Linked DNA regions of Homo sapiens: region 1 is linked to region 2. A link is a loop called in an ENCODE intact Hi-C map of the cell type or tissue named here. Cell type or tissue: HepG2. All regions are shown on one strand. Each heading gives the region's core, and the rest is flanking DNA. Links, peaks and the distances in the headings are about the cores only. Region 1 has its middle 9.6 kb from the start of ARHGAP32. Region 2 holds the start of LOC399975 (a long non-coding RNA gene).

Evidence for each region. Hi-C counts contacts between places; a loop is a spot of excess contacts. Peaks named below come from ENCODE experiments on the same cell type or tissue, not always from the same donor. Only the 100,000 strongest peaks of a DNase experiment are listed, where the experiment ranks them.
Region 1: it touches region 2 in a loop (2.9-fold over the local background); 3 of 110 quality-filtered maps call a loop at or near these places.

The regions. Positions count from the first base shown.
Region 1 is chr11:129,193,748-129,210,202 of GRCh38, forward strand. It overlaps a transcript of ARHGAP32 not described here and the pseudogene RNU6-874P. Among named protein-coding and RNA genes, the nearest start is that of ARHGAP32, 9.6 kb to the left of the region's middle. In HepG2, for the core only: no CTCF peak of the experiment used is centred there; a DNase peak (open chromatin) is centred at 9,104; H3K4me3 peaks cover 963 bases.
Region 2 is chr11:129,272,751-129,289,205 of GRCh38, forward strand. LOC399975 (a long non-coding RNA gene) reads right to left here and starts at 10,414. Exons shown (of 2, transcript NR_145484.1): 1 at 10,276-10,414. It overlaps LOC124902791 (a long non-coding RNA gene), which reads right to left. Exons shown (of 2, transcript XR_007062950.1): 2 at 12,210-14,054. It also overlaps a transcript of ARHGAP32 not described here. RefSeq lists an enhancer at 10,281-10,782. In HepG2, for the core only: a CTCF peak has its summit at 6,681; DNase peaks (open chromatin) are centred at 4,871, 6,771, 7,911 and 10,571; H3K4me3 peaks cover 3,908 bases.

The sequences.
Region 1 (16,455 bases), core at 5,259-13,258, 77 kb before region 2:
TACATATAATACATATATAAATTTTAAAAACTTTTCAAAAAAAATTTTTTAAACCAAAAACAACAGAACAACATTATAAGCAAAGTCAAAATGCAAACAAGTTGAGAAAAAAATATTTGAAACATATCACAAAGGGTTAATTTATTTAATATATAAAAAGTTCTTAAAAACTTCTAAGACCCAAGAGCTCAAAAGATAAATAGGCAAAGAGCAAAAATATAATACTCAGAGATAAACATAAAAGAAACTTAAAAGATGTTAAAAGTAACTTCACTGATAACAGAAATGTAAAACAATACATAATAAGATGACTTTTAAAAAATCTATCACATAGGCAAAGCTTTTAAAAGGTTTTAACAAACTGAAAGAGGACATGGGAAAAGAAACATGCCTGTCAGTGGGAGTTTAAACTGGTACAACCTGTGTTCAGGGCAATTTAGCAAAATCTACCAAAATTCAAAATGCACATCTTTTTGGCCCAGCAATTTCTCTTTTAGGAAATTATCTCACTTTCACAAGTAGAAGTAAGAGGCAAACAGGAACATTCATTCTGGTAGACATTATAGTAGCAAAATAGGATAGCAAAAACAACCTAACTTCCTGAGGAATAGAAAACTAGGCAAATTACAGAATACCCATAGAATGGAATGCTACACAGTGAGTATATGAGAAAACAAGGCAGCCCTACAGGTCACAATACGGAACAAAGCCTAAGGAATACTGTTAAGGCAAAGAAGAAAGGGGTAAAAGTATAGGGCAGTATGTGCAGTATGCTATGCTGCCATCTGTGTTTTCAATGAGGAGTTAGGAGAAACAAATGCAGACTATCTATGGAAGAAGAGGATCAGTACTAGTACCAGTAGTTGTCTCCACGGAGGAAAACAGACAGCTGGAGAAGAGGAATAAAAGAAAGACACGCTTGAACCCGGGAGGTGGAGATTGTTGCAGTGAGCCGAGATCACGCCATTGCACTCCAGCCTGGGCAACAAGAGTGAAACTCCGTCTCAAAAAAAAAAGAAGAAAGAAAGATAGTTTTTCACTATGTCATGCACATATAATCCTTACCAAAATATTAACTAATTTTAAATAGAATCTTTCATGACCTTCAGTAAAGAATTGGATTTTTAAATATTATTTCATTAAGAATCTAGTTCTTTTTTTTCTAAACAACTCTAACTCCTTCAAAGTGTTGTTTTTTTGTGGGGGGGGGGGTTGTTTTGTTTTGTTTTGTTTGTTTGTTGAAACAGGGTCTTGTTCTGTCACCTAGGCTGGAGTGCAGTGGCACGATCTCGACTCACTGCAACCTCCACCTCCCAGTTCAGGCAATCCTCCTGCCTCAGCCTCCCAAGCAGCTGGGATTATAAGTGTGTGCCACGACACCTGCTAATTTTTGTTGTTGTTGTTGTATTTTTAGTAGAGATGGGGTTTCACCATGTTGGCCAGGCTGGTCTCGAACTCCTGATCTCAAGTGATCTGCCTGCCTCTGCCTCCCAAAGTGCTGGGATTACAGGTATGAGCTACTGTGCCCGGCCTCAAAGCGTTTTCATGAATCCTATTCACCTTTTCTTTTAATCATTCTTTTGTTCTTTCATTATGATGGTTGATTTCCCTCACTTCGAGCCTTTCAAAAGTGAAAACGTGAACTGTGAGTGGTATTTTTACACAGAATACTGAAGGACAGTTAAATGTGCACATCTTCCGAGGCTTGTTCTGTTTTGACTCTGCCATCACAAGTTTTTTAAAAATGTTTTTCCTGCCTCAGCTTCCCGAGTAGCTGGGATTACAGGCACCCGCCACCACACCCGCCTAATTTTTTATTTTTAGTAGAGAAGAGGTTTCACCATGTTGGCCAGGGTGGTCACAAACTCCTGACCTCAAGTGATCCACCCGCCTCGGCTGGAGGTTGCTGTGAGCCGAGATCACGCCATTGCGCTCCAGCCTGGAAGACAAGAGCGAACCTCCGTCTCAAAAAAAAAGGAAAAAAAGTTTTTAAATTCAAAACCTACATGTGTTTCTGTTTTCTGTTCCCTTCTCCAGTAGTAAATGAAAATCCAGCGGAATCAACAGGTGATGGTTAACAGCGGGGGCAGGGATGGAACACAGCCGAGTCCATCACTCTGGCTACCAGTGTGTGAGAGAGACTAGATACTGCTGAAGACCACAAGGTGGTTTTAACTCCTTTTCTTCCTGATTTGTTTAAACCCTGATCAGCCTTCACTTTCCCAACAAGCTTTTATGGAGCTGAAGTCTTTGACTGAAACCACAGGAGTCACCAGCAGTAATTTCGAACTAGCTGGTTCTCATCTTCTACCTCCAAGAGGTAGGGAACCTGAGGGGAAGGGAAATAGCTAATCCCACAGCAGCAAAGAGAGAAGCATTCTTACAGCAACAATTTAAACACTGCAAGTCAGAATGAATTTTTTCGAAGAGAAACATTGTTAAAAGTGCTGACTTTCCTAGTAGCAGTGGTAAGTAGTAATAATCACAGCAACAGAGTTGGCCCACAGGTTCCGTATGCATGGGTTCTGCATCCATGAATTCAACCTCTTGGTTGAATCAAAAATACTCAGGGAAAAAAGAGGGATGGTCCTATCTGTATTGAACATGTACAGGCTTCTTCTTGTCATTATTCCCTAAACAATACTGTATGCCAACTATTTACATAACATTTACATTGATAGTTATTATAAGTGATCTAGAGATGATTTAAAGTATGAGAAGATGTGCATAGGTAATACGTAAATACTACAACATTTTATATAAGTGACTTGAGTATCTACAGATGTTGGTATCCACAGGGTGTCCTGGAAACGATTTCCCCATGGATACCAACTGATGACTGCATATGCTGAGCACTGACTCTATATGCCAAGCATTGGATTAAGGCCCAAACATAACGAATTATATAATTCTCCCAACCACCTCATGAGGCAGGAGCCATCATATTACAGGTGAAGAAACTGAGACTTAGCATCATAATTTCTCCAGGATTATCCAGTTCATAAACTTGCATTAAAAATACTTTTCAGGCCAGGATCAGTAGCTGATGCCTGTAATCCTAGCACTTGAGAGGCCAAGGCAGGGAGATCACCTGAGGTCTGGAGTTCGAGACCAGCCTGTCCAACACGGTGAAAACCCGTCTCTACTAAAAATATAAAAATTAACCTGGCTTGGTGATGCATGCATGTAATCCCAGCTACTTGGTAGGCTGAGGCAGGAGAATAGCTTCAGCCTGGGAGGGAGAGGTTGCAATGAGCCAAGAGCGCGCCACTGCACTTCAGCCTGGGTGACAGAGCAAGACTCCATCTCAAAAAAAAATAAAAATACTTTTCAAAAATCCAAACCTAACCACACCATATGAAATGTTACTTCTGTGGGAAGACTATATGGTTTGCATTTTGGTCCACATTCCACTTATTAGCCTAGACGTCTCTGATCTCACAGTTTTTTATTTTCTCCTTTTTGGGGGATGGGCCATGATACTGCTGAAATGCTGACCTACATCTAATTCTATATCCAATACCCGTTATCTACATGGCTGAATGCAGTATACATTTGGGTTCACTATCAGGGGAGGGGTATGGACAGGATATCACACAGCAAAACAATAGCAAAGCAGTAGAACCAAGATCTTGATGCTCTGACATCGTTGTTCCTGTTCTCCCATCATAATAATTGTTTTTTTCAAAACTGTTCAATACAGTGCATGGCACATAGCCAAGGGGTCAATAAATGTCTCCTTAATTGGGCACCAAGCTTTGTCCACAGACTGCTTCATGAATATGAATATAAATATAAATATAAAATTTCTCAGAAAATTTTGTATTCTAAATGTGAATAATGTGTGCTCTGTGTAATATATATGTATGTATCATATAATTGTATCAGAAAGAAAAATTAAGCAAGAATCCTTCTAAAATATTTCCAATGACTGAAGATTTTCCTCCAAATGTATGGAGCACAATATATATAATGTAAAAATGTCATTCATCATTATTCATTTTTATACTATCTATACATTCATTCAAAATTTAGATTTTTTTATAACAATCATTTTTGTAGGCGTTTCCTCCACTGAAATAATTAACTTTGAAAAAACAACTCTTTCCTTCTTTATTATGGAACACTGATGTATTCTGGATCATTATATATACATTGACATTTGGTTTAATTCACAATGGTATCTAAAGAGGAAACAATTCTTATGCATACTATGGCAACTTTATTTCATGAAAATATCAAAAATAAAGAATCCAGTTAATTTAATATGATTCTCTACAGGTAACTTTAAACATAACAGAAAAGGTCTACTTGAATAGAAAACTGACAATTTCATGTTAGAGCAGATTTTGCTTCACTAAACACATGTATTCAAAGGGAGATCTAACTTTCAACTGTTCATAGAAGCTAAATGATATTTCTATAAAAAAGTTAAAATGGCTATCTTAAAATACATCATCACCATTGCAAGGATATATGAATAAAAATCACTTTCAAAAAGCTGTTCTTATAAAACCAGAAAAAATAGAAATGGAGGTACTGTATTTTGAAGTCAAACAAGCTCAGACTCAAATATCAACTATGTCATTTACAAATAGTGTGGTCTTAGACAAGTGATAAGGTTTGGCTGTGTCCCCACCCAAATTTCATCTTGAATTGTAGCTCCCATAATTCCCATGTGTGGTGGGAAGGACCTGGTAGGAGACAACTGAATCATGGGGGTGGTTTCTCTTAAACTGTTCTCATGCTAGTGAATAAGTCTCACGAGATCTGATGGTTTTATAAGGGGCACCCCTGTCGCTTGGCTCTTATTCTCTCTTTGCTGGCTGCCATGTAAGATGTCCCTTTGGTCTTCCTTCATCTTCTGCCGTGATTTTGAGGCCTCCCCATGCATGTGGAACTGTGAGTCAATTAAACCTCTTTCCTTTATAGATTACCCAGTTTCATGTATGTCTTTATCAGCAGTGTGAAAACAGACTAATACAGTAAACTGGTACCAGTAGTGTGGGGCACTGCTGCAAAGATACCCGAAAATGTGGAAGCAACTTTGGAACTGGTTAACAAGCAGAGGCTGAAACAGTTTGGAGGACTCAGAAGAAGAAAGAAAAATGTGGGAAAGTTTGGAACTTCCTAGAGACTTGTTGAATGGCTTTGACCAAAATGCTGATAATGACATGGACAATGAAATCCAGGCTGAAGTGGTCTCAGATGGAGATGAGGAACTTGTTGGGAACCAGAGTAAAGGTGACCCTTGCTATGTTTTAGCAAAGAGACTGGTGGCATTTTGCCCCTGCCCTAGAGATTTGTGGAACTTTGAACTTGAGGGAGATGATTTAGGGTATCTGGCAGAAGAAATTTCTAAGTAGCAAAGCATTCAAGATGTGACTGGGTTGCTGTTAAAAAGCATTCAGTTTTATAAGGGAAACAGAGAATAAAAGTTCAGAAAATTTGCAGCCTGACCATGCAACAGAAAAGAAAAACCCATTTTCCAAGGAGAAAGTCAAATCAGCTGCAGAAATTTGTAAAGTAACAAGGAGCCTAATGTTAATCACCAAGACAATGGGGAAAATGTCTCCAGGTCATGTCAGAGATCTTTGTGGCAGTCCTTCCCATCACAGGCCCAGAGGCCTAGGAAGAAAAATGGTTTCATGGGCCAGGCCCAGGGCCCCCTGCTGTGTGCAGCCTAGGGACTTGGTGCCCTGTGCCCCAGCTGCTCCAGCTATGGCTAAAAGGGGCCAAGATACAGTTTGGGCCATGGCTTCAGAGGGTGCAAGCCCCAATCCTTGCCAGCTTCCACAAGGTGTTGAGCCTGCAGGTGCACAAAAGTTAAGAACTGAGGTTTGGGAACCTCTACCTAGATTTCAGAGGATGTATGAAAACACCTAGATGTCCAGGCAGAAATCTGCTGCAGGGGCGGGGCCCTCCTGAAAACCTCTGCCAGGGCAGTGCAGAAGGAAAATGTGGGGTTGAAGCCCCCACACAGAGCCCCCACTGGGCACTGCCTAGTGGAGCTGTGAGAAGAGGACCACCGTCCTCCAGACCCCAGAATGGCAGATCCACCAACTGCTTGCACTGTGAGCCTGGAAAAGCTGCAGACACTCAATGCCAGCCTGTGAAAGCAGCCAGGAGGGAGGTTGTACCCTGCAAAGCTAAAGGGGCAGAGCTGCCCAAGACCATGGGAACCGACCTCTTGCATCAGTGTGACCTGGGTGTGAGACATGGTGTCAAAGGAGATCATTTTGGAGCTTTAAGATTTGACTGCCCCACTGGATTTTGGACTTACATGGGCCCTGTAGCCCCTTTGGTTTGGCCAATTTTTCCCATTTGGAACAGCTGTATTTACCCAATGCCTGTACCCCCCATTGTATCTAGGAGGTAACTAACCTTCTTTTGATTTTACAGGTTCATAGGCAGAAGGGACTTGCCTCATCTCAAATGAGACTCTGGACTGTGGACTTTTGAGTTAATGATGAAATGAGTTAAGACATTGGGGGACATGACTGGTTTGAAATGTAAGGATACAAGATGTGGGAGGGGCCAGGGACAGAATGATATGGTTTGGCTGTGTCCCCACCCAAATCTCATCTTGTATTGTAACTCCCATAGTTCCCACACGTTGTGGGAGGGACCCAGTGGGTGATAACTGAATCATGGGGGTGGTTCCCCCATACTTTTCTCATGGTAGTAAGTAAGTCTCAAAAGATCTGATGGTTTTACAAGGGGAAACCACTTTCACTTGGTTCTCATTCTTTCTCTTGTCTGCTCCCACATAAGACATGCCTTTCATCTTCCACCAAGATTGTGAGGCCTCCCGAGCCACATAGAACTGTGAGTCCATTAAACCTCTTTTTCTTTATAAATTACCCAGTCTCGGGTATGTCTTTATCAGCAGCATGAAAATGGACTAATACAACAAGCAACTTAAATTGAGTCTCAGTTTCGTAATCTCTAAAATAGAAAAAATAATACCTTTATGATGTTAATGTATAAAATAGAAACAATGCATATAATGAAACTATAGTAGTATACAGTACAAAGTCCTCAATAAATTATAGCCATTGTCATCATTATCATCCCTGAACCATAAAATGTTTTCATTACTGTGATTATAGAAAAATTGAAAAAAAATCTTAATCTGTAAATCTCTGGCTTTTAAAAAATATAATCACTCTGTAATTTTTATTATTATTTAAAAGAGAGTGCTAATCTAAAAAATAAGAAAAAAGTCCCTATTAAGCCAGTAAGTTATTTTCTAATTATCTGAATTATTTCCATGAATGTGAAGTATGGAAAATTAACAACTACAACAGAAACCCATATTCTTCCTTCATCACATTAATACAAGGATTACAAAGAACATATAAAATCAGATCATAAGACAATTCAACATGTCATTTCCAGTGTTAATAAGGGATATTAAGTGGAAATTTCATAACCGTATGAATAAGAACTCTCAAAATTCAACTGACATGGTCTTCTGTTTTTGAGTCCTGTATCTTTCACTGTAATAAGCAAAGATTATAAGTATACTTTCTGGTATTCAAGTTTGAAAAGTATGTAATGTTTATCGATGTAGAAAACTGCTTTCAACAAATACATAATCTCAGCCTATGGTTTCACTGGATCACTAACTTTTCATTATTATACATTCTATAATCATCATCTCATGTAAATATTGTAGAAAAATACTATAACGGTATACCTAACTAGATCCCCTCCAGACAATTTTTAACCACTGTTCTAGAGCCTGATATCAGTAACCAAAAAAATAATCAGAAAACCCTACAGAGTGTGATTCTACTATTTATATCTACGGATAAATCAAAACTACTGTATATAATTGTTAAATAAAATCTGAGGCCAGTGATGATTTTTCTAGTAAAAGTAAACAGCCACTAAAATACAACATTTACATGTAGTGGTTACATGAAAACAAAAAAAACAAAAACACAGCCAGGTGCAGTGGCTCACACCTGTAATTCCAGTACTTTGGGAGGCCAAGGCAGGAAGATCCCTTGAGGCCAGGAGTTGAAAACCAACCAGAGCAACAGAGCAAGACTCCATCTCTATAAAAAAACTTTAAAAATTAGCCAAGCATTGTGATGCACATCTGTAGACCCAGCTACTCAGGAAGCTGAAGTGGGAGGATCGCTTGAGCACAGGAGTTCGAGGCTACAGTGAGCTACAATCATGCCACTGCACTCCAGCCTGGGCAACAGAGCAAGAGCCTGTCTCTGTCTGTCTGTCTGTCTGTCTGTGTCTCTATTTATTTATATATATATGTGTGTGTATATATACACACATATACATATATATATACAAGTACATATACATATACATATACACACATATATATACTGGTAATAAAAATAGTATTTTTAATACACACATGCAAAGAAGAAAGTTTGGAAAACTAAATAACAAAGATAATGCAGATGATTTTTACTTCCTTAAACTTATTTACATATTTTTAACTTTCTAACATAAAGATGTATTCACTGTTTAACTTTTTAGTTTTAAAGAAGTTAACAGCATGAGTTAAAAGATCCACTCTACAGTTTCTTCTCTTGAGTAGGTGGATGCTGTTTTTCTACCCTGTATACCACAGAAGTCAATGAAAATGTTTACTGAATAAATACATAGGATTGAACGACTGAAAAATCTAGGTCCCAGGAATAGGAAATATAAGTTCAAAAATAAATGAAGGCAATGTGCATAAAGAAGGCAATATTCTTATACTGACCAAGATAAATCAAAAATAGAATATGAAAAAAAGCAAAGACAAGAAGTAAAATCATGTATGCGATATAAATAAGAAAACTTAAACAGATTCTTTTCATATCAAGATCTCAGAATCATGAAATAAATTTATATATCAGGAATTAAGTCAATTTCCCTTCTAAATGTTTCCCATCCTAACCTATGAAGAACCAAAATCAATGGTATTTAAACCACATTAATAAAAAGATACAATAACCACAATATCTACAAGTACAAGGATTGCACCAACCCAATATTTACTGTTGAATTCACACGCCACATCACTTTGTCTCATTGCTTCCTTTCTCAAAAAGGTCACAAAAGCCAACTCAGAAATACTTTGTTCTAACACTAAAGAGCTCAAAGTGCTCTTGTGCAAGGGGGGGAAAATAAAAAAAAGAAAAGAAAAGAAAAACACGCTACCAGCGTAGCAGATTCTACTGAATGAAATCAAAGCAGTGCTTGCTTCAGCAGTACATATACTAAAATTGGAACAATACAGAGATTAGCACCGCCCCTGCGCAAGGATGAAATTCAAGTAGTCAGAGGCTAGAGAGAACAATTCATACACCTACCTAGCTATGGGCACACGGAACAAGCAAGTTGTATCAACTTCAGAATTCCACTGGCAGACTCAACAAATAACAAAAACACTTGCTTTATCAGATACATTCGAATCTAGTGATCTTAGGAAATCCCTCTCACTGGCTAAGCAACCATCTTATCAGTCTAAGTGACGACCCGTTTTTGCCTTCAATCTACAGATAAAGTAAATCAAAACTATTACATATATTGGCTAAATAAAATCTGAGGCAAGTGATAATTTTTCTAGCAACTTATTCAACATGTGCAAGTAGTAAACAATAACAAAAAACACCAGTAAAGTAACACATGAATAAAACATATCAGAATCAGTCATCTTTTTAAATGAACACTGGATATTAAAAAAGTATCTCTATCTGAAAAGGAATCTATAGGACTGAAAGAAGAAAACAGGCTACAGTTAATTAAGGTAAAAGTATAGTGTTGAAAATTAGGGACTGATTTAGTAAAAGATCTTGTAAAAATAATGAAGGTTGAGAATTCTTAAACATAATGTTGAGCCAGGTGTGGTGGTTTACCCTGCAATCCCAGCACTTTGAGAGGCTGAGGCAGGAGGATCCCTTAAGGCCAGGAGTTTAAGACCAGGTTGAACAAAGTCTTGTCTCTACAAAAAAAAAAAAAAAAAGAAAGAAAAAAGAAAAATTAGCTGGGCATGGTGGTGCACGCCTGTAATCTCAGCTACTCGGGAGGCTGAGGTGAGAGGCTTGAGCCCAGGAGTTCTAGGCTGTGGTGAGCTGTGATTGTGCCACTACACACCAGCCCAGTCGACAGAGTGAGACCCCCATCTAAAAAAATTGCATATATATATAATTGCATACATAATTATATATAATTTTATACATATATAAATTATACATATAAAAGTACATATATACATATGTATGTATAATATATATTTATACTATATAAAATATATAATTACATAATTTATAAAAATAAAATATATATAAGATTGAATTAAAGGAAGTAATATTTCCTGAGTTAAAAATTTGATTGAATATGCTATAGTCCATGAGATACAGAAGGCATCAGCTATATTACACATTTTAGGACCTTAGAAAATTGTGGTCTTATCATACATATAAATTGTATACATATAAAAACTATACATATATAACCATATTCCTGCTCACCGCTGTAACTGGACTTCCTCCTAATGTTAATGATACTGCAAATAAAAACTCTAAATATAAATTGAATGCATAATCAGGGGAGAAAGCAAATGGTCTAAGTAGACTCGCCCTCAGTGACAAGTCTGGGGAGAGGTCAGGAAGAGACTAGGATGAAATCAATAGGGGTAAGGCTATGCAAAAAGAAAAGAAAAAAAAGTTGTACTAAGTTTTCATGCTTGAAAAGCTCAAGGTATTGCACACATTCAGTAGAGTTTCTCCCACGAAACTAGTTGAAGAAATAGAAATAAATCCAATGTTTTCAATCTGCCGTTTACTTACTGGTATCCTTACCTGTATAGTTCACTCTGCTTTGAAGTTGGTTTGAGACTGAAGTAATTTTAGCAACTTGCTACTTATCTTATTCTGACTGCTCCTCTGCTATTTCTCAGAGAGGGTTGTAAGAGTAAAAATGAGAATCAACAATGACTAGTTTACTTAAAGTACTAGAGACCATTCAACTACTTACAAAATTACAGGCATTTTTCTCAAATCACAAACATCTTATCCTCAAGTAACAGAAGCTAAATGCTGTACTTTTAAACTTTAATTTGGGGTATCTTATTTTGATTTAAAGTAAGTGTACTACTATTCTGGTATCAGTAATTCTTCAATTTTATTTTCCTAGGAAGGAGAATTTAAGTTCCTGCCTGCTCATTTATTTCTGGAAACAGAGAAGCATTTTTCCCATTATCCTTTCTTATTGAAATTTGTTCTGCTAAGTTTTATCCACTGCAAAAATAAAGTTAATCATTTGAAGAATAAAATATAACAGGGAAGTAAAAAGAAGTTTAATATATGCAGCTCTTTAAAAGATACACAGATTTATGTTTAAATTTGAATGATGCATAAATTAGGAATTTAATATCTGTCTACTTCTTCTGATTTTGCTAGAACCAGATATCAATATTATCATCTCTGGGGCTTTTTATGTTATATTTTCAAAATGAACAATGAATACAAAGTACATTTTCTGATGCCTCAAACATTACTTGAAAAATAATAAGGCTGTTTTTAAGTGTCAACTGAGAATTTTCAAGTTACATCACTGTTCTGACTTTGCTTACTGATATACAATTCATTAAGTTACTTTTTCACTATTACAGGTACTATTCAAGTTACAAGATACACAGCAATTGGAAACAACAGTATTATCCTTGAGTATCCATGGTTTCCATTTAGAAATAATGCTGGATTTTTAAATTTAAGAAATTTGGGCTCAGACAATTCAAATTCCTTCTGTGCCACTTATTACCTATGTGAACTTGCACAAGTCACCAAAAATCTCTGAAGATCAATTTCCTCTTCTGAACAGAATAATCATACCCAGTCATATTGTTGAAGTAATTACATGAAACAGGATAAAGTCCTATATAGATGTTCAAAAAATGGAAGGTATAATATAACAATAAAAGAAAAGTACTTGGTGAATCTAGGTTTGGATCTACTAAAATGTTTAACTCTTCTGGAAAAGGAAACAAAATTCTCATTTATTTAACTTACTACTTTAGTTTTTCAATATATATGCTAGATACTATGATGCTATCCTTCAAAGCAATTACCACACTCCTAAACACTTAGTATGTACTCAAATATCATTTAATTTAAATATTTTAACTTTTTTATTATGGGAAATTTCAACCATATACAAAAGTATATATAATAGAATAATGAACCAATAGGTATCTATTACTCAGCTTTAACAATTAACAAGGGCAAATCTCATCTCTACTCCCCACCCCCATCTGACTGGATTATATGTAAGCAAATCCTAGATATCATATCATTTCATTCGTAAATAATTCAGCATGTATCTCTAAAATATAGTATTTTTAAATAAAAATATTATCTTACCTTAGGAATCCACTAATCACTCAATTACCACAAATATCCACTCAAGGTAAACTTTTCCAACTGCCTTGAACCTTCTTTTTAATTAATTTATTTACTGAAACATGGTCTCACTCTGTCACCCAGGCTGGAGTGCAGCAACACGGTCATAACTCACTGCAGCATCAACCTCGTGGGCTTAAGGGATCCTTCTGCCTCAGCCTACCAAGTAGCTAGGACTACAGGAATGTGCCACCATGCCTGGCTAGTTTTTAAATATTTTGTAGACATAAAGTCTTGCTATGTTGTCCCGGCTGGTCTCAAACTCCTGGTCTCAAGGGATCCTCCTTGCCTGGGTCTCCTAATCTGCTAGGATTACAGACGAGGGCTGCCACACCCAGCCATTGATTTTTTCTTTTTTTAAATAGCTCATTCATTTGAATCAGAAAGTCCACACATGATATTTTGGTAAATAAGTCTCTTAAGTCTCTTTAAAGTTTCCCCTTCCTCCATTTTTTATTATCATATATGGTTGAAGAAAACAGGTTCGGTATATTCTCTGACAGTCTTTATCTTGCTGATTATGTCTCAGTAGTGTTGTTCTATGGGTTCCTCTAGCTCTTATATTTCCTGTAAGCCATTCTTTTTTTTTTTTATGAATATACTTTAAGTTCTGGGGTACATGTGCAGAACGTGTAGGTTTGTTACATAGGTATACATGTGCCATGGTGGTTTGCTGCACCCACCAACCCATCATCTACATTAGGTATATCTCCTAATGCTATCCCTCCCATAGCCCCTCACCCCCCAACAGGCCCCGGTGTGTGATGTTCCCCTCTCTGTGTCCATGTGTTCTCACCGCACAACTCCCACTTATGAGTGAGAACATGTAGTGTTTGGTTTTCTGTTCCTGTGCTAGTTTGCTGAGAATGATGGTTTCCAGCATCATCCATGTCCCTGCAAAGGACATGAACTCATTCTTTTTTATGGCTGCATAGTATTCCATGGTGTATATGTGCCACATTTTCTTTATCCAGTCTATCATTGATGGGCATTTGGGATGGTTCCAAGTCTTTGCTATTGTGAACAGTGTTGCAATAAACATACGTGTGCGTGTGATTTATAATCCTTTGGGTATATACCCAATAATGGGATCGTTGAGTCAAATGGCATTTCTGGTTCTAGATCCTTGAGGAATCGTCACACTGTCTTCCACAATGGTTGAACTAAATTATACTCCCACCAACAGTGTAAAAACGTTCCTATTTCTCCACATCCTCTCCAGCATCTGTTGTTTCCTGACTTTTTAATGATCGCCATTCTAACTAGCATGAGATGGTATCTCACTGTGGTTTTGATTTGCATTTCTCTAATGAACAGTGATGATAAGCTTTTTTTCATATGTTTGTTGGCTGCATAAATGTCTTCTTTTGAAAAGTGTCTGTTCATATCCTTTGGCCACTTTTTTATGGGTTTTTTTTTATATAAATTTGTTTAATTTCTTTGTAGATTCTGGATGTTAGTAGCCCTTTGTCAGATGGATAGGTTGCAAAAAATTTTCTCCCATTCTGTAGGTTGCCTCTTCACTCTAGCTTTACTGAATGGCTTACCCTGATGTTTTCTGCCATTTCTACAAGCCTTCTAAAATAAATATTAATCAAAAGAATAACAAAAATGATAAAATAATAGAAAGTACAAAGAAAAAAACAACCAATGGGCCAGAAATAATCTGTTCTTGCAACATATTAAGAATGTATACATGGGGCAGCTATCCAAGGCATGGCACATTTAGAGGTTTTGAATGTTTCTCTTGTAACCAAAATGGGCTCTTTTGTCCTCTCCCACCATCTACAACATTTCTACGTCCTCCCACACAATCCACTAAGAAGAAGGGCATTACCTGCACACAACTGAACAATCTATGACTATTACTAAGATTCCACCTAGTATGTTTGCCACTCTGATTCATTCCTACCGTTTTAAAAGAATAATATAAAAGCTATGTGAACTTCGAAATATCCTTAAAGTAGAGGACAGAAACATTACAAGCACTCCTATTTGGTCAGGAAAGAGGAAACAACTTATCTTAGAATGAATTCATCAGTTTCATAAAATGCAGGAACATCCCATTCTAGTCTATTAAACTTCATTCTCCAACTCTAGAGATCAAGAAAAGATTTAACTGTAACAGGCTGCACACCTCAGAAAACACAGATTCATGAGATGATATTAATGCAGAGAAACAGACATTAATAAACCTTGCTGAGCCTGGGCGTCCAGCATGTTAGTTCCAAGTAATGTAGTTTTGTCAAGGAGAACTAGATCTCCTCCCACCGACTACCCAACAAGAAAACATACTATTTGGCCAGTGTACCAGAACCTTCAGATCAAACAACAGTTAAGACAATAAGAGATTCTGAAAGGATCAAATATATCCACAAATTAAGGAGGAGTTCTTAAGTAAACAAATGGAAAAGACAATTAATCATGCATTGCTTGTTTGGCCACCTTCAAACAACCGGACAGTGGATGACCATCCATTCTGTCATTTTCTTTTCTTTTTTTTTTTTTTGAGACAGAGTCTTGCTCTTGTTGCCCAGGCTGGAATGCAGTGGAACATAAATTACAAAATACATACCAGCATAATAAAAATACCACCTTAAACTAATATCGCAGTTTACTATTTTCAAAGCAATTTGACATACTGCAAAGAAAACAAGTGACAAAAAAGAGTGGAAATTTTCCATCTAAAATAGAAACTTTAGAGTTCTAAACTTTCCAAAGAACAGAAAGTATTCAGAATTGAATTCACTATAATCCTTCAATAACTATATAGTCTAACATTCAAGAGCTTAATAACAAAAACAGTTGTAACACATTCCAAGATATGAGTATGCCACAAGAAAGAATGGTAATTTAAACAGCATTGTTTTCCAAGGAAAAACTCTTAAGACTGTTTCTTCAAAAGCATGGCTTTAGAAGAGAGATTCTCAACATTTTTTCTCTGCCCCAAAACAGTTCGAGGATACACACAATCTCATTAATAACAATGACTCATAACCTATTTAGAGATTTATTTTGATAAACAATTTTAAAAGCAAATTATCTTTGAAAGTGTCAAGCTGGTTGAGCATTCAAACCTTAAGGTGAAAATTATTTTAATTAGAACTTAATTTAGTTGAAATCTGCAGCACAAAAGAAGTTAGAGAGAGGCAAGAGAGGAAAGGGGCTGGATGGCACGGAGTCTCTGGTCAGCTAAGGGCAATAACAAGAAGACGGACAAAGAAGAAAAAAAGTAGGATTCTAAATACAAAAAAAAAGTAAGATATATAAAAAAAAGTAAATATAAAAAAAAGTAGGATTCTAAATACAAATAGACAGCACTAAGGATTTGTCTAGGCACCTGGAAGGGTACCTTTACTGCACATGCCTTGACAGGAGCTGAATTCTTATGTCAGAAATGGCTTGGAAGACTGCAAACGGAAAACACCCACTAGGCAAAGCCATCATTTTTCTCAAAACTGAAACACTGGTTCTATTCCTGGTTTACAAATTTTGCAAAAAAAAAAAAATTGTAAAAAGTTCTGAAAAATGTAATACATGATGGCAAAGAAAGTAAAGATTTTTCTTCTCTAACTCTTAAAAGCACAAAACTGAAGATCATAAAATCAATTCAGTGTATGAATGTTTTATCAAATATAATAAACTTAGAACACGAAGGATACCACTTAAAAGCTGAAAAGTTTTGTATGTAACTCTAAAACTTCACAGATGAAATCGACATAAATCATAACCAGAATGTCGGGGGATATCAGTAAGGGTACCAATATGCTTCCTCAAAATATTCTTGAAATAACACCAAGGTGACAGAATGCTCAAGTGCACGAACTCTGGTTGTGAATCAATGTGGGGGTAATTCTTATGCTGTTATTCACAATTTTGTGAGGCTACCATCTCTGAAATTAGGAACATTTGCCTAACAGCTGATGCAGATGTCTATGACAATAAAGAAGAATTAAGTCAATGGCTACGACTGCTGAAAAGAATGAGAAGCCAGAGAAGCATTCATGTCAGAAGACAAACACTTTAAACT
Region 2 (16,455 bases), core at 3,349-11,348:
ACCTGTAGGCAAGAAGAAATGAGATCCAGGCACAAATGTACTGCCTCAGGAACAAGCTCACTTTGGTCTCTTGTCACTTCTCGCACGCTTTATTTTTCAGAAGGGTTATCCGTTGATTGCATTTCTAGTAAATTAAAGTAAACCTTTCCTTCCATCTACTAAATCAATTACGCAGAATGTGTGTAAAAATCTGGCTTTAATTGAGCAGTTCTTACTTGGGTTGTCTACCAACAGGTTGATTCAGAGCTGCTGCTTCTCCATCAAAGACAGAATGACCAAATTTCAGAGTTGGAGGGAGTCTACAAAGCCCATTTTACATGTTCAAGGTCACAAGGCTACAAAGTATCCTCTCCAATAGTACATCACAAGTCCTCAAACTGCCAGATCATTCCACTATCTCCTTGCTTACTTATAATATTCCTTTTCATAAAATAGTTTGTCTCCCCATGAAATGAACACCTCCTGAGGGCAAAGACTCAATGACACCTTCTTACCTATCTATCTTCCACTGCTTGAAGCATGGCAGGAGACACACAGATGTACTCAGTGGATACTTGTCAGTTCACAGATACAAAGAGATGTGGTTTCCCTTATCCTACTGTGTCAGGATTGCTATTCCTACTTAATCTGGAGGGCCACTGAATATAAAACAAGAAGGAAGGTCTGTCAGATTCTCCTTAGGTAGGTCAATGGAAACTGGACCTTTGGAGACAGAAATTACTTGTCCAAAGTCACAAGCTGTTTACAACAGAGCCAAGACAAACATCCAGGTCCTCTTGACTCCAGGTTCAAAACTCATTTTCCTGTTAAAAGTTGCTTCACTTTTTTGGTCTGTGTTTGATATCCTGGGTAATTACTGAACTTCACATGATATATTCTGCACAGCTACTGAAGATGCTACTCATCTTAAGAGTCCTTCAACCACCTATATTTCTCCAATGAAAGGAGGAACAGGAATTACTGTTTCCATGCTACACACAGGGAATAAAAGCAGTGGAGTCAAATGGCTTGCTTCACATCACAAGGCTGAAATCCAAATAAGGATTTTACTATTTTTAGGGCAAACTGATAGAATTTTCTAGAAGATTCTCTCCTAGAGTATGATGCTTATCTTTTCAAACAGAGACAAATTGGACATAACATTTCCATAATGAATGGTTCACACATGCTTTTCCTCTCAATGCTTTCCATCTCCACAGCCTCCAATATTATGTATATTATAATCCAGGATATAAAATAAAATAGTAAATAGATACATAGCCGGAAGCAAAAAAAAAAAAACAACTGTGTTTTGAAAGCCAGAATTTTACTTCTATTCTGAACATTCAGATTCATGTTTTTCTCATGAGAAATTAAACCAAACACCCATTTCTCACTTCCTCTTACTTGTCCTACAACAATCTCCTTTAAATACAAGACTAGCCCTCCCTTGTCCAGTAAAACTGAAAATATCTACTTTATAAAATCCTTACACTTTACTACCTTGGGGAATATTCCTGCTCAAGCTTCATCTCTCCAGATAGGAAACGTCTGGTTTGGTTTGTTTTTTAACCTCAAGAGAAAACTCTGTCGCATCTCATCTTCTTTAGGTCTACTTTTTTTGAGGTGCTATAATCAGAACACCTTTCCAGGTGCTGTTCCCTGGTTTTGTGGAAGAGCCCTTCTGCCTCCATCTCACTGTTCCACCGAGGACAGCGTGGGAACATCAGTGCCCTCCCCTGTCTCCTCTGGATCATCTCACTTCACTGAAGCATCAGCTAAGGCCAAGAAACTGTACAGTTTGTAGAACTGCAAGAGCCACAATGACCCCAATTCTATTTTGTTTAACTCAGAACAATGGCCTTTTTTATTTGCTCACTCTTAGTTTGAGATTAATGTTAATAAACCAGCATTTGAAGTTGAGAGGCACACCAAATTTCTCAACTGTAAGATAATTTAAATCAAATACTTCAAAAAGCAGTGTAATATAAAAGTCTCTGGATAGTAAACTAGATCTATTTAGAAAAAAAAAATTAGCTTTTATTATTTCAACTCTGAGAAGCATGCCATAAAGATGTTAATGCAAATCATAAGGAAGACTTTAGAGTACATATACATATGGGGAAAATTATCCAACCCTGGCCTAATCAAAACCGACTTTTCTCATTCATCTTTCTAAAAAAAAAAAAAAGCCAGTACCAGTACCAAAATAGAAGTGGTATTTAAATCCAATTTATAAACTTAAGAACATTATCGGGAAATTATCAAGAATCAGGATCTATAAAAAACAGAAGTATCTTTCCACCCATTCTTAATGATCTGAAGTCAGCAAGTGATTAATAAAAATACACTACAGCATACAGGAAATTTCTCAAGTTATTCCGCTTATCAGCTGTTAACTAAGTTTCAGCAAAGGAGAAAATTCTATAGCAAACAGCATAACACTCAGGAAAATAACTCTATAATCTGGAGGTGATGGTAATATAAAATATTTTAGGCATACTTTCAGGTTAGAGTTTCTAATCATCATCATCTATCACTTACTGAGTGCTTACTGTATGTCAGAGATTGTGTTAAGCCTTAATATGTACCATTTCATTTAATCCTCACTACAACCTTCCAAGGTAGATACTACTGATATTCCCTGGTCACAAAGGAAATCTCTGAGGTCCCACGACATTAATTAGTTTGTCCAGGATCAATGTTTATAAATATCATAGCTGGTATGTGAACTCAAGTCTATCTGGCTCCAAAACAAAAATTAGTACCTTTCCAGGATTCTTAACCTTATAATGGCTATGATAGGAAATAGCACATATGCTAATTAAAGTAAAAAAAAAAGTTAAGTCCTAAATCGGGGGTTGGAAAACTTTTCTTTTAAAGAACCAGATAATAAATACTTGAGGCTCTGCAGGCCGAGCTATGAAAGTACTCCACTCTGCTGCTGCACTGCCAAAGTAGCCACAGACCCAAGAATGAACGACTGTGTTCCTACAAAACTTTACTGAAGGACACTGACATTTGCGTTTTATATCATTCTCATGACATGAAATTTTATCCTTCTTTGGATTGTTTTCAACCATTTAAAAATATAAAAATCATTCTTAGCCATGGGCCAGATATGGCCTGCAGGCTACAGTTTGCCCATCCCTTCCCTAAATAATGCAGACAAATTTAAAATATTTTTTACTAAACAGTTCTTACAAATCATTAACTTGTAACCTCCTTTGGTATTGTGAACTGATACTTTAAAGAAGTTCAAAGTCTTGTCCAGCCTTGGCACAGGCCAGTAGTCCCAGCTGCTCAGGAGGGCAACGCAGGAAGATCGCTTCAGCCCAGAATTTGGAGGCCAGCCTGTGCAACATAGCATGACCCTGACTCTATTAAATTTTAAAAAGCAGCAGCAGCAGTAGCTCACAGTCTCAATAAATTTGATCTGTCTCCAAGTAATTGAAAATTCCAGAGAGTTCAAAATTGCAAGTACTACCGGTGGATTTTCTAAATAAGACAGAGCACAGAATTTTGGAACTAGAAGAAATCTAACACGTTCTCATTCCTTATCTGTTTTTGTTGTTGTTGTTGTTGTTTTGAGACAGGATCTCACTCTGTTGACCAGGCTCAAGGGCAGTGGCACAATGATAGCTCACTGTAACCCCTAATTCCTGGGCTCAAGTGATCCTTCCATCTCAACCTCCCGAGTAGCCAGGACTACAGGTGTGTGCCACTACACTCAGCTAATGGTTTTTATTTGATTTTCTGTAAAGACTGGGCCTCTCTATGCTGCCCAGACTGGTCTCAAACTCCTGGCCTCAAGGGATCCTCCCACCTCTGCCTGCCAAAGCATTTGATTAGAGGTGTAAGCCACCCTGCCCAGCCTTTATATGCATGTTTTTTAAATTTCTGTTACAACATTTAAAAGAGTTTGCTAGGCCAATTTACCAGGTAACATAGGTTAGTAACTAAGTTTATACGTAATGACAATACTTTACATATTTAAAAACAGTTCTGCAGAGCATTTTCATATCCTTTCTATCATCTGATCCTTCACAGCTCTGTAAGAAAAACAATGCAAGCCTTCTGATCCCTATTTTATAAAATGCAAACAAGCTCAGAAATGTAAATAACTTGTCCAAGGAAGGTACGCTGTCACACAGCTACTATGGGGCAGAACTGCAACCACAACCTAACTTCAAGTCCTTGCTGCCTCCTGACTACTTCCATGGACATTGGACTTCACAATCATGGGTTAAATCCGAAAAATTCTCAAGAATATTAGTCTTACTCTTTAAAAGTTCAACTATGTTAAGTTCCTTTTTGTTTCATTCTTCTGCTACCACAGCCTTATGAAGAAAACAGATGCCTAGTCCTTAACATTTATTACATGCGTCTACGATCAACATACAGTGTGCAGATAATATACTCAGGTCAGCTTGGGAAGGAAAACACTTGAATAAGTCAAGAGAGAACAAGCAACAATAAAAACATCGTTTATATAGCACCGAGAGAGAGAGAAAGTAGAGATGAATGTATTGCCATTAGTGTCGCAGGCCAACTTCAGAAAAGCTTTTGGTGACTGGAAAATGATACGGAGGTTAGGAAATGAACACAGAAGGAACATAACTACTGGAATTCAAACCAACATCAAAGGCTCTAAAGAAGACAGTTGAGCCTGTCTTGCTGGTTCTTAGTCTCTCCCTAGAAAACAAAACAGTTACATAACTGGAGAAGGTTCTTCCAACTAACATTTCCTCTCTGTCCCACTTATGTTTTTCTCCCCCACTACTTCACCCTGTCACCCACCTCAATGTGAACGATCATACAGTAAACTGGGCTTCCACCTTAGCTGTGTCCAGACAAGTCTCTGTCCAAAGTGCTGCTTTATACACGGACTGCTATAGGGACCACGGTACGAAGATAACTGGCTTAAACACAATTCCAACCTGACATTTCCATAGAGACACCTGCTCTATGAAGCATCACCATATATCCAATTCCAAGAATGACTCAGACTCCAGACATTCCTGAAAATGGAAATCACAACATCCTAATGCCTCATCTTCACAAACAGCCCCATTAAAAAGAAAACACAACATTGAGTACTTGAAAAACTTTGAGGTCATGTTGTAGTAGTAATTAAAGCTTCTCTTTCCTTCACACTCAAGTCCAAGGAACAAATATCGATTCTCAGTTAGACTTCAATGTATCCAATAAGGAAGGATATATTGAGTCACAACCATAAATACTCAAAAATATTACAACAAATCCAGTCACTGATTCAAACTAGCAAACTGTGGAGACTCTTAAGAGCCACCGCACTCCAGCACCATTTGCTTTTTCTTCTTCCAATAGAAATACAAACATAGACAATGTTTACAAAAGCAACCAATGTATCAGAAAAGTTATCCCCATTCAGACTGACTTAAAAGGTCTAAATCTGTGCCAAATAAAACTCTGAAAGAATAGAAAATAAAAGAGATGCTGACAACAATGCTATGGCCCAGCTGCCAGCTAGCCATGTAGCATCACGCAGTGCCCCAAGCATTTTAAAGACAGATTGTAACTCTGCATTCAGATCAAAATTATAATTATCCAAATTCTATTTCCTAAAAGATGACTATTAAACTGCATCCCAAGCATTCTGCTTGGGTCTCCTCCTTCCTTCCATCTTCAAGTTTCACAAACAGAAGGTGAAGCTACAAAAGGTCCAAGGTAGACTAAAGCTAAGAAACCAAGTCTGATTTTCTCTCCCTACCGTTTCTTGTGTACTGCTTAAGAAAATCTTTAACATAAATATTTGATAAAGTCAAAAAACGGGAAACCAAGGTACAGGGGTGGCGAGGAAGCGAGGGGGAAAAAAGGCACTAATGCACCACCGTCGTCCAACATGCAGCGGCAACTTCAGTCAATCGGAAAGACGAGGGGGGAACTCCACGGGAGCCTAAGGGAGCAGAGACCTCTGGCCCCGCGGGGCCCACGCACACCTGGGGGCGGGACCCGCGATGTCGCCCGCGGGCAGCGGAGGGAAACGCTCCCGCGGCTCCTCCGGGAGCGCCGGTGTCCCTGGAGCCCCCACTCGGCCGCTCCCAGGAGTCGCGGCTGCCGCCCGCCTTGGGCCCGGGGCGGAGAGCGCTGCGGCAGGCCAGAACGCCGTCCGAACGCCCGGCTCGCGGAGGCCGCGGGGAGCGCGGGGCGCGGGCGCGGGAGGCGGTGGGCCCGCAGCGCCGTCCGCCCCGGGAGGCCGGGGAGATGGGGCCGGGGGCGGGGGGACAACCGAGAGGCTCCTCCGGGAGCATGCGATCCGGAACCCTCACTCTAAAAAGAATATTTTAAGAAGGAAAGAGAGGCCCCCCGCAGCCTTCCCCGCGGGGCCTGCCCACGTCACCGGCGCCCCCGGCCCTCCCGCGCGCCCGCCTTACCGAGCCCCGCGGCCCCGCCGCGCCGCCGCGGCGTCCCTGCGCCCCGCTGGCCGCTCCGTGTCTGCCCTCCGCGGGCCGGGCCCGACGCCCTCCGCCCGCCGCCGCCGCCGCCGAGCGCCGCCCGCGCCGCCGAGCCTAGCGCCTGGCCGCCGAGGGCAGCCGCGGGGGCTCGGCCGGGCGTCCCCCGCGCCAGCGCCTCATCCCGCCTCGCGCCCCGTCAGGCTCGGGGGCGGGGGCGCCGGGCCGCGGCCTCCAAGTCCCCACCTCCGGCACGCACCGCGCTCGCCCTCCCGCGGCGGAGTCGGCCCCCGGGGACGCGGGTCCTCGGGCTCCAGAGCCTCTCACCCTGACGCCTTCGGGCCGCCCCCGCAGCGCCCCCGCCCAGCTGGCCGGCGCGTGCCCCCGCCGGAGCCCGCCGCCCGCCCAGCCTCCGCCTCCTCCGCTCCGCCTCCTCCTGCACCCGCGACGCCCGCAGCGGGGAGAAGAGGCGCGCCGCCGCGGCCGCGGGCACGAGCACGCGCGAGGAGGGCGGGCGGCGGGCGGAGCGCGCGCGCGGCCGAGGGGGCGGGGGCGCGCCGAAGCCTCGCCTGCTGTTGTCCCGGGAGCGCACGTGCGCTGCGGTGGGGCGCCGAGGGGCGTTCGGCGGGTGCCCCTAGGGGACTGGGGGACAGGGAACGCGAAGTGGGTAGAGACGCTGCCTGAGAGGTCCCGACGTAGGCTGTTGCCTCGGCCCCGGCATTGTGCTGCGGTGCAAAAATAAAAAACCGGCCGCCGCCGCAGCAGCAGCAGTAGCACCGGGAAGAGGCATCCTCCGAGACTACGGCAGTGGCTCCTCTCTACTCCCAGCTGACCCCCAGAACACTGTCACCGCGCCGCGGAGGAGAGGGGGCTTTGCCTCAAGTCAGGAAGATCCTCGCCTCTCCATCCCTTGCACATTTGGGTCTAGAATGGACGCGCCCCGGTTATTATTTGGAATCCGGGGGCCTAAAAGTTCCTTCAGTTGGCTTCTTCATTCAGAGTTATGGACCAGAAAATTGAAAGTGGCATGGCAGGGGAGAGAAAGGACAAGAAAGGGTGAAAGAGTGGCCAAACTGAAGGTGCGTGGCTAGACTGAAAAGAGGTTTTGGAGACAAGGGAAGGAGCTCCCTGGGAACCCCCTGCCTGTGGATGGCACTGCCCTTGGTGCTTCCCCTGTTCCTTTTGTTCAGCCCCCAAAGGCGGTGCAGCACTTCCACCTGCAACGACCATCTGTGTCACAGAATACAGGAAAGATATCTTGACATTCTACCGCGTTCTATTTTCATTTTTTTCTTTCAAGCGTGTACCTTTCACTTCTGACTCAGTTTGGTATCTAAATAAATGTTGGGGGTGATTAACCTACAGAATTCACTCTTATTCTCAAGTCTACCGATGCCAAATACTGCATCATCTAATGTCACTGCAGTAATTTGGGTCCACTCAGCATTTAGTCATTTCAGTGGGAGTCACTGAATATAAAACGTGGCCTTGACCGCGATTAGCAGAATGTCAAGGGCATACGTGAAGCAGGATTTCACCACATCCTGGAGAGAAATTAGAGAGTGAACATGCACAATAATCCCACTCTTCCAGCTTCAGTGTAATCAAAGTTGCTTTAAAGAACAAGTACTAGGGAAGGGATGGAATGAGAAGATTTGCCTAGAAGCACAAACTAGGATGGGAAAATTTGAAAGAAGCCAACTTGAAATAAATGCATGGCAGCCCTCTGCTGGAAATAGTCAGGTGCACCTGAGATTCATAAGGGTCTTCATGGATACCTCCTAAGTGCTACAGAAACAGCAAGGTAAAGAACAAAAACTAGAGACCTTCGACTTCAGCATAATAAGGCCATAGTTTAAAACTCTTCTTTCACCAAACTGCAGCAATTCCCTGGGGTTCATCTTTGGGCCACAGAGAGCCATCTCTGCCAGAGAGGGACAGGTATGGATTAGGTAGCTTTTGTTGTTCTAGGGGTTTGTTGAGCATTAAACACAAACATCCTGTGATAGCAAGAGGAAGTCGTGTGGGACAGAAAACCAAGTCACTATGAGAAGCAAGTTTTGCCCAAGGCCCCAGTCTCTTGGCTACTCGATGACAATATGCATTCTTTTCAGAAATCCTTCACATCCCACAGTTTCACCACCGCACCCTGAAAGTCAGCCACAGCAGCTGAATGGATGTTAAATGGTTTATGGTTAAGTGGTGGAGGTACATAATATATAAAAGAGCTAGGATTATGCATACATTGGATGACACAGATATTTTACTTTAGAGCCTCTAAACATTTTGGTAACTTTCTCTCCTTATATGTAGTATATCTAGTTTATAGAAGAGAACAAAGGGATGCCATGTGTGTTTTCCAAAGATTAGAGGTGTTTGAGCAAGTTCAAGGGTGCTGGTGATGCTCCTTAACCTCATTCTGAGCCAGCACTCCCTCTCCTTGGGCCACACTGTCCAAATGTCCTGTGTCCTAGTTATTATTGCCAAACCTGCATATGAACTGGAAGTTGTGATTGCTGGGTAACTCTGCAGCCATCTGCCCTTGGCGTTTCAGATGTTTGTAATCAATTACCTCTGTCCTAATAACACCCTTAATGATTAAATACATAAATCACAAAAAATTGCAACATTCCTTATACAAGAAAAAGTCTGTCCAATGTTAAATAACTGAATGTGTAGCTTATGTATGGTTTGATTCAATATGTACAAGGTGAGGGGTAGGAGGGGAGGGGAAAAAACAAATTCCCCCTCTTGCCGAAGCTATTGGAGACCTCAGGCTGGCCTCCTTTCTCAGTCTTGGCACTGCTGTCTGCCAGGAGGTAGCATCTGGGTTCACTCCTGGCATCTCAGATCTGTTGCATTGCAGTCCCCTCTAGACGCTGAAGCAGCGTCACGGTGCAGACAAGTAGGGCCAGTGACGAGGGCAGCCACACAGAGGACTGCAATACGTACCTAACCTTGAGTTTGAAAGATGGCCTGGGAATTGAGCAAGGGAGAGAGAAGAAGCTTATTTGCATCCCCAAATTGAGAATGCTCAACAGCTGTATTGAGAAAAGTTGCTGAAAGTAGGCCAGGTTTCATAGAGAATTTTAACACAGAATTTTCCCAAAGCGACAATTGACATTGTCTTGCTTATTTATTCTTTCCTGGCCAAAGCGCCAGCTGCATATTGTGTCCCTATTAAAAAGAGATGTCAAAAAAAGATGTGTTGTCTGTCTGTAGCATACTCCTTGCTAATATTGACGCTCGTGAAACAGCCCCTGTAAACATGGAATCCATGCCCACTACCATGGGCAACATTTTAAGGAACACCAGTACTGCTGTTCACTGAGATGTTATTAATCCCTGATGCATTCATTGAAATGATAAACTTTCCATCTTCTCTCCTTTCCCTATCACATTTTCATCATGAACCTCTATCATAGTAATTCAGAACTTTGTGTTATTCTCCTATGAAATTTTTTTTTTCAGTCTTTAAACCTTAACACCAACTCCACCTATTGACATGTCCACTTTTGAATGGGGTCCTTGGCCTCCTCTGTGATTCTATCTGCTGCCTGCCCCAGGGCTCTGACCGTGGGCCCCTCCTGTTCTCTTTCTACACTGCCACCCTAGGCAGCATCCTCCAGCAAGGCTTTAAGTAGCCTCTACTTTTAACCCTGGCCCCTCCCCAGCACTCCACCCTCTTATATCCTGCTGCCTCCAGGCATCTCCATTTGAATATCTCCCACTTAATGTGTCTCAAACAGAACTTTTGATTTCCATATTGTAAACAAAACCCAAAACTGATTCCTCCAAGTCTGCCTCATCACAGGACAAAAAATATCTCTTCCTTTCAATCACCACGTTCATTTTAGCCTACCTTCAAATGGTACGGAAGCCAATCGCATCCTTCTCTCTTAACCACGAACACCCATGTCTGCCCTCCCCGTGATCTTTCTCCTGGGTGACTGGGACAGACGAACCATCACCCTGCTTCCACTTTTTCCCCTCCACGGTCTAGCCTCTACACAGCCACCAGAGAATTTATTGTAAAGCATTGGTAAGATAATGTCCTTGTTCTTGCCCAAAACACTCCAGGGCCCTGTGCTTCTAATCACACTGCAATAAAATCCAAAGTCCTTTCCCAGCCTTTCAAGTCCTTTCAGCCCTGACTCACCAGTTCAGTTTTTTACCTTTTGCCATTCACTCTGCCTCAGCCACACCCACCTCCCTCCTGAGGTTTCTCAGACCTGCCAGGAAGACTCCACCTTCCTGGCTTTTAAATTAACCTTCCTACTACTATATAAAATAGTTCTGCCTTCTCTGTCCCCTTACTCTGCTTCTTTTTTTTCTCATAGCACTTATCACTACATGATTATGTTGTGTAATCAATATTTATTATTGGACTCTGTTCCTAAAATGTAAGCACCATGAGGGCCTGGACTTTGTTTATTCACAAATGGGTATGTTTATGCCAAATGAATACATAAATGGTACTATCAGGGTGCAAAGTCTTTATACACACTTCTTACCTGCTGTTGTGTATTGCCATGGATCTATCTTTATACTTAGTACAAGTGGAAACAATTGCAAAGTGTAACATTATGTAATTTAAATTTCCTGTACTTTCAGCTCTGACCTCTCCCCAGCCCTCCAGCCTCATATATTCCACAATAAAATTATATCATTTGCAGTGCACTGCAAGTCAAATCAAGACAAACTATACTGAAAATCTAAGAAAATATCAAGATTCAGCAGAGAAAGGTACATATTACATGAGGAATTTAGTGCCCGTAGGACAAAATCACAGTCTAACCTTGCAATTAGGTTTTAATATGTAGAAATTAAAGGCACAGAAAAAGCCAAATTATATGAATTGGCTTCTCAATCCAAACTGAAATAATCACCATGGTGAGAAAGAACATAAATTTTAGGAGGACAAGTTTCCCTTTCATTTTTTATCTTATCTCACTATGTAGTCTTGGACAAGGCAATTAACATCTGTTTTCCCATCTGTAAAATGGGCTTGCCCGCTGTCCTCTTTAGTTGGGTATCATAAAGATAGAATGACTTAATTATTATAAAAATGTTTTAGAAGAAAGGAATTTTGCAAGTGAACAGTGATTATTATTACTTTCCAAACTTCTTTGTGTAATATTTTGAAAATGAGGAAGAAATAATATATTTTTTCAATGTGTCTAAAGACTGAAGTGAATCAGCATTTCTAAATCATGCAGCACTTCCAAAATTATCAGAAAAAACTTTTGGAAGTCGCGAAGCAACCTGTAGAGTCACCCAAGTATATCACCTACCATGGGAGGCTCTATATACTGAAGCATTAGGAGGAACAACACGTAATCCATTTTATAGTCAGAGTGCACTATGATCAGGAAGTGAAAGGAATAGCACGGAAATGCAAGCATTTGTGTAAAGTATTAATTCCACTTCTTATCAAACAATATAATGTGGAGATCCTTGAAAGAATGAATGAACAAAGAGGCAACTATAACATTTCTATATATGACATGCTTCAGGGCAGCAAAATGTTTGGAAGGAGAAAGAGATCTAGGGGACTTTTTGAAGCTCTGTCTCCAGCAAGCATGCTGCTTTATTTAGAGCGTATGTTTAATTGAGGTGACTTGGAGGAAGCTAAATCTCCCATTGGTGGCTGTGACAGTGGTGAGAAGTTGCTATTACTCATAAGCGCGCACACACACACACACACACACACACACACACACACTTTACTGTAAACACATTGAATGCTCCACTCCTCCCTCCAAGCTTGGCCTGAATCAGCACTCTACTCAGTGATGCTCCCAACCCCAAAGGCTTTTATTAGATCTAAAGAACTGAAACCAGTGTTGAGGAAATGCATGGGAAAGTGACTTGGGAAAGCTAGAGATCAAAGAGAGGTCACTCAACTCCAGGGTGGCTGCTTTCCCAGGGTGCTCCCAGCAATTCCCCTCCCACGATTTTGTCTTTTATGGCTTCCAGTTTCCAGAACTTAATGCATCTCAGAAGGTCTAAAACATCTGTGTTTTTCTGCTATATTCAAAATACTTGTTGGCGGAGGATTTACCGATGTCTCTGACACTGCATGCAGTGATGTGATGTTTCCTGGGCAACTTAAGAACTGTAGTAGGTAATCCTATAAGGCATTTTATTATTTTTTAAAATCACTTGTACTTGGCTTGGGAAGTTATCTTGTATTTAACTTTAAGCATAGATGATCCCTGGATATACTGAGGGCTAGGGGACATAATGTGTCAGACAAAATAATAAAACTACCCTATCCAAATATTATTCTCCTGTTCCCTACTTAATTTTTTCTCTTATGTATTTCATGCTGAAAACAAACAGCATTACTCCTCAGAGTGATATAAAAGGCCAGTCTCAGGCAGAGCTGATAACAGACTCAAACTGACTCGTTGACTCCTGCTTTCCCCAGTCATGGTCTGATTTTAAAAGTACTTATCTGTAGTTCTTGATTGATTTAAAAAAAAAAAAAAGCAGCAACTCCCTTACTCATGGTAACAGAATGCTCTGTTAAAGAATACTACAACAGTGATAGGTTGGGTCAAATAGTTGAGAAAATTATAATTTAGGCAATGCAGAGTTTTCTGTGCACCTTTCAAAAGAAAACTTAGTGCTTTATCAAATATGAGGCACTATTAATTTTGAGAGAAATTCAGGCACAGAGAGATTCAAAACCTATCTAAAATTCAGTCTATGCTTTATGATAATAAAAGAGAGATATCTCTTTTTTGTAAATATGTGTTGATGGCCAGGTCACACAAAACAAGACGATACTTTTTTAGAGATGGGGGTCTCACTGTGTTGCCCAGTCTCATCTCAAATGCCTGGGTTCAAGCGATCATAGCTTGGATTACAGGTAGGTACCACGGAAGCCAAGGCAAGAGGATCACTTGAGGTCAGGAGTTTGAGACCAGCCTGGGCAACATAGCAAGACCCCATCTCTAAAATATATAAATAAATACAATTTAAAATATTTTTAACGTTATCCGTGCATTTCTGTGCATCACAGGAGAAAGTCCACCAGAAGAGTGCAATCCTTCTCCACTCTCTTTCGTCCCCTTTACTACTGGAGGGGAGAAGACAAAGGGTCCTTACATTTACATTTCCACCACCGCCTCTAGTTACCATACCTGGGGCAGTTGGCTGTAACTCTTTCCATGCCCACAAGAACACAGCATTAAAAACAAAACCACATTCAAGTACAGTGACTCCAGCTAAGCTGTGGCGTGTTGATTAGCCAAACCATTGGCATTTCACATGCCCAGTCCTTGCTGTTCTTTGATGGGCAAGTAACCCCGAAGAAGAGAGCAATTTTTCCATCGTCACCCATTTTATAATTACTAGCCCTGCTTCTGGGCTGGCTGTCACATCCTACACCTCCCCAAATCCTCTGGTGCAACTTTTTGGGAGAGTTAAAACCTCCTCGATGTCACCTTGGTACTATAATGATGTCCTTTGACAGAAGAAACAAAGTCAACCACCATGTTCTCCCTGAGAAGTTCAGGAAAGTTTGATTCTTCCTTTTCCAAAGGAGAAAAGTATCTTCAAGGAGATGACTAAATCTTACTCAGAAGCATCCTTCTTCATTAAGTTCTCATCTGTATGGTACCATGCTGGAGGCTGGGCAAAGAAAAGCAAATAATGAGACCCTTCCATTTCTCTATGCTTTGGGTTTAAGATCGACAAAACCCACAAAAGCTAATCTCCGAGTATACAGACATCAAACAGCTGTGCAAACATTGGACAGATGCATAAATTAAATACAAAAGTAAATAAAGTATTTACATTATGTACAAGTCATGCAGCTGCTGTTACTACACTCCACGAAGGCTCCAGAGGGAAGGAGGGACATTAAGCTGAGCAGATTGTCTTTTTCGGTCGGGGATGGTGTCAGCAGGAAGGAGCAGAAAGGTCACACATGGCTCGAGGAACAAAGACAAACTGTTACATAAACTCTTGTCTGCTGGTGCACAACCTCTAAACGTAGTCTTCAGAATGAAGCAACTTTGTTTCTCAGAAATAACTTTTATATCTCAGACTATGCTTTTAGGAATCTGTGTCAGTAACTAATTTTAAAGTGTCAGGGATGGCCCCATGGCCAGCAACAGCAGGAACCCAATGAGATGACCTAAGAGATCACAAGAACTGTCCTACCTCAAAGACTACCTTGATATTCTACATGTGTCCAGGGTGGGAGAAATAAAATGAATGGCAGTAGCCCACTGCCATTGGAAACTCTGCCTGGTATCCTGCTGCTGTGGAAATTTCCTCAGTCTTCTCTATGGAGGAACACAGGATGCAGCGCAGCTTTGTTTAGCCTAGATTCCCATACTCTACACCTGGAACATAGGACACATGAATGATTGATGAACTACTAAGCAGCTCATGAATCTCTCCTTACTTTAGGAGATAAAAGGGAGGATAGCCTTTTGTGTTTATGTTAAATTAAAATACCATTTTTATTCAGAGTAGCCTGTATAGTGTTCTATATTTGAGGAAAACAAAAAGATTTAAAAAGAGAGAAAACAACACAAGCCCCTGGTTTAAAAAAATTAGAAATGGCAGTAAAATGGAAAAATTCATAACTACAATTCAGAGGTAATCATTATTAATATTTTGGTACATATCTTCTACATGTCTTCATGTACATGGATATATATAAAAAATTTTAACAGAAACAAGATCATACTGAAAATAATGCATGCAATCTGCTTTTTTCCCCTTAATGCTTTTTAAACTTTTCTTGCCAATAAATATTTCTACATTATTTGTATATAATCATATGTCTATGCCATATTTTTTTAGTCCCCTGTTGTTGGACATTTCTAGTGTCATGATTTTTTTTTTTTTTTCTCTAACTTGTAATGGCTGGTGGAGCAATCTTATCACTAAAGGTGTGTGCACAACACAGACTTCTGAGAGTCAGAATTCTTCCCACACCCACCGGCTGATACTTAGAATTCCATGCCTAGTGCCTCAGTCCTTTGCCTTAAGGATTTTGTTTAGTTAAAAAGTGAGTCCCAGGAGAGCTGTTTCTTAAAACACTATCTGACACTGATTTCCCATTTTTCCTTGGGAAGTCCCGAGGAGAGTCGCAAAGACTGGTTTTATGCTGAGGTCTTGGCCCTGGGCCTTGGCTGATGAAACCAGAAAAGTCCCCAAGTTCACGCATGTTCTGGTAGAACCGTTACAATTTTATAATTGACTAAACTCCTTGAGCAGTTGGGAACACAATTAATGCTGGCTGGTACTAATTATTGCCTAAATTCAGTTTATTATAGGAAATAGGTTCAGTTCTTAGCATATTCCCTCAGGACCTGGTCCACATATTCATTAATTTTTACTCCCAAATACTTTATATTTGTATGGTTTTCTGTAAATATAAATCTATTTACCTTGTAGCCTATCTTTATTACTGCATGTTCATTGAATTAAACTTATTCAGACCTCAATTTTTCATTTCACTTCTAAGCAATATAACTGTGATCAGTCATATCCCAGAATTCAGGACTGGTACTGTAATCCCCACAGAGATGGTATAGTTCTTTTTATCTACAAATCCAGGATTTTCTTTAACCCAACACACATGTCTGTGAGGTGTGTTATCACAGTATAACATACCTGGTTACCCTGTGAAAAGCAGAGCCCAGGAAGAGTGAAGGTTCCTGTTTCTATGCAACCATAGGTATGTACGTGTGTGTGTGTGTGTGTGTGTGTGTGTGTGTGTGACAAAGAGAAGAAGAGAGAGACAGCGAGAGAGAGACACACACACACAGAGAGAGAGAGGGACAGAGAGAGAGAGAGAGAGTATTTATCTGGAGAATAGCTGTACATCTCCAGGGACCCAGGATCAGCAGTGTCAAGGTCTACCAGGTGCTTATGAAGTGCTAATTGCGCTGTTACTGAAGTTCAGTTTCCACCAGAGACTCACAGAGCGACCTTGGGGAAATGATTGAATGCTTCCATTCCTCCAATCTCACACCTGAATACCGGGGATGATAATATTGCCCAACTCCTTCCC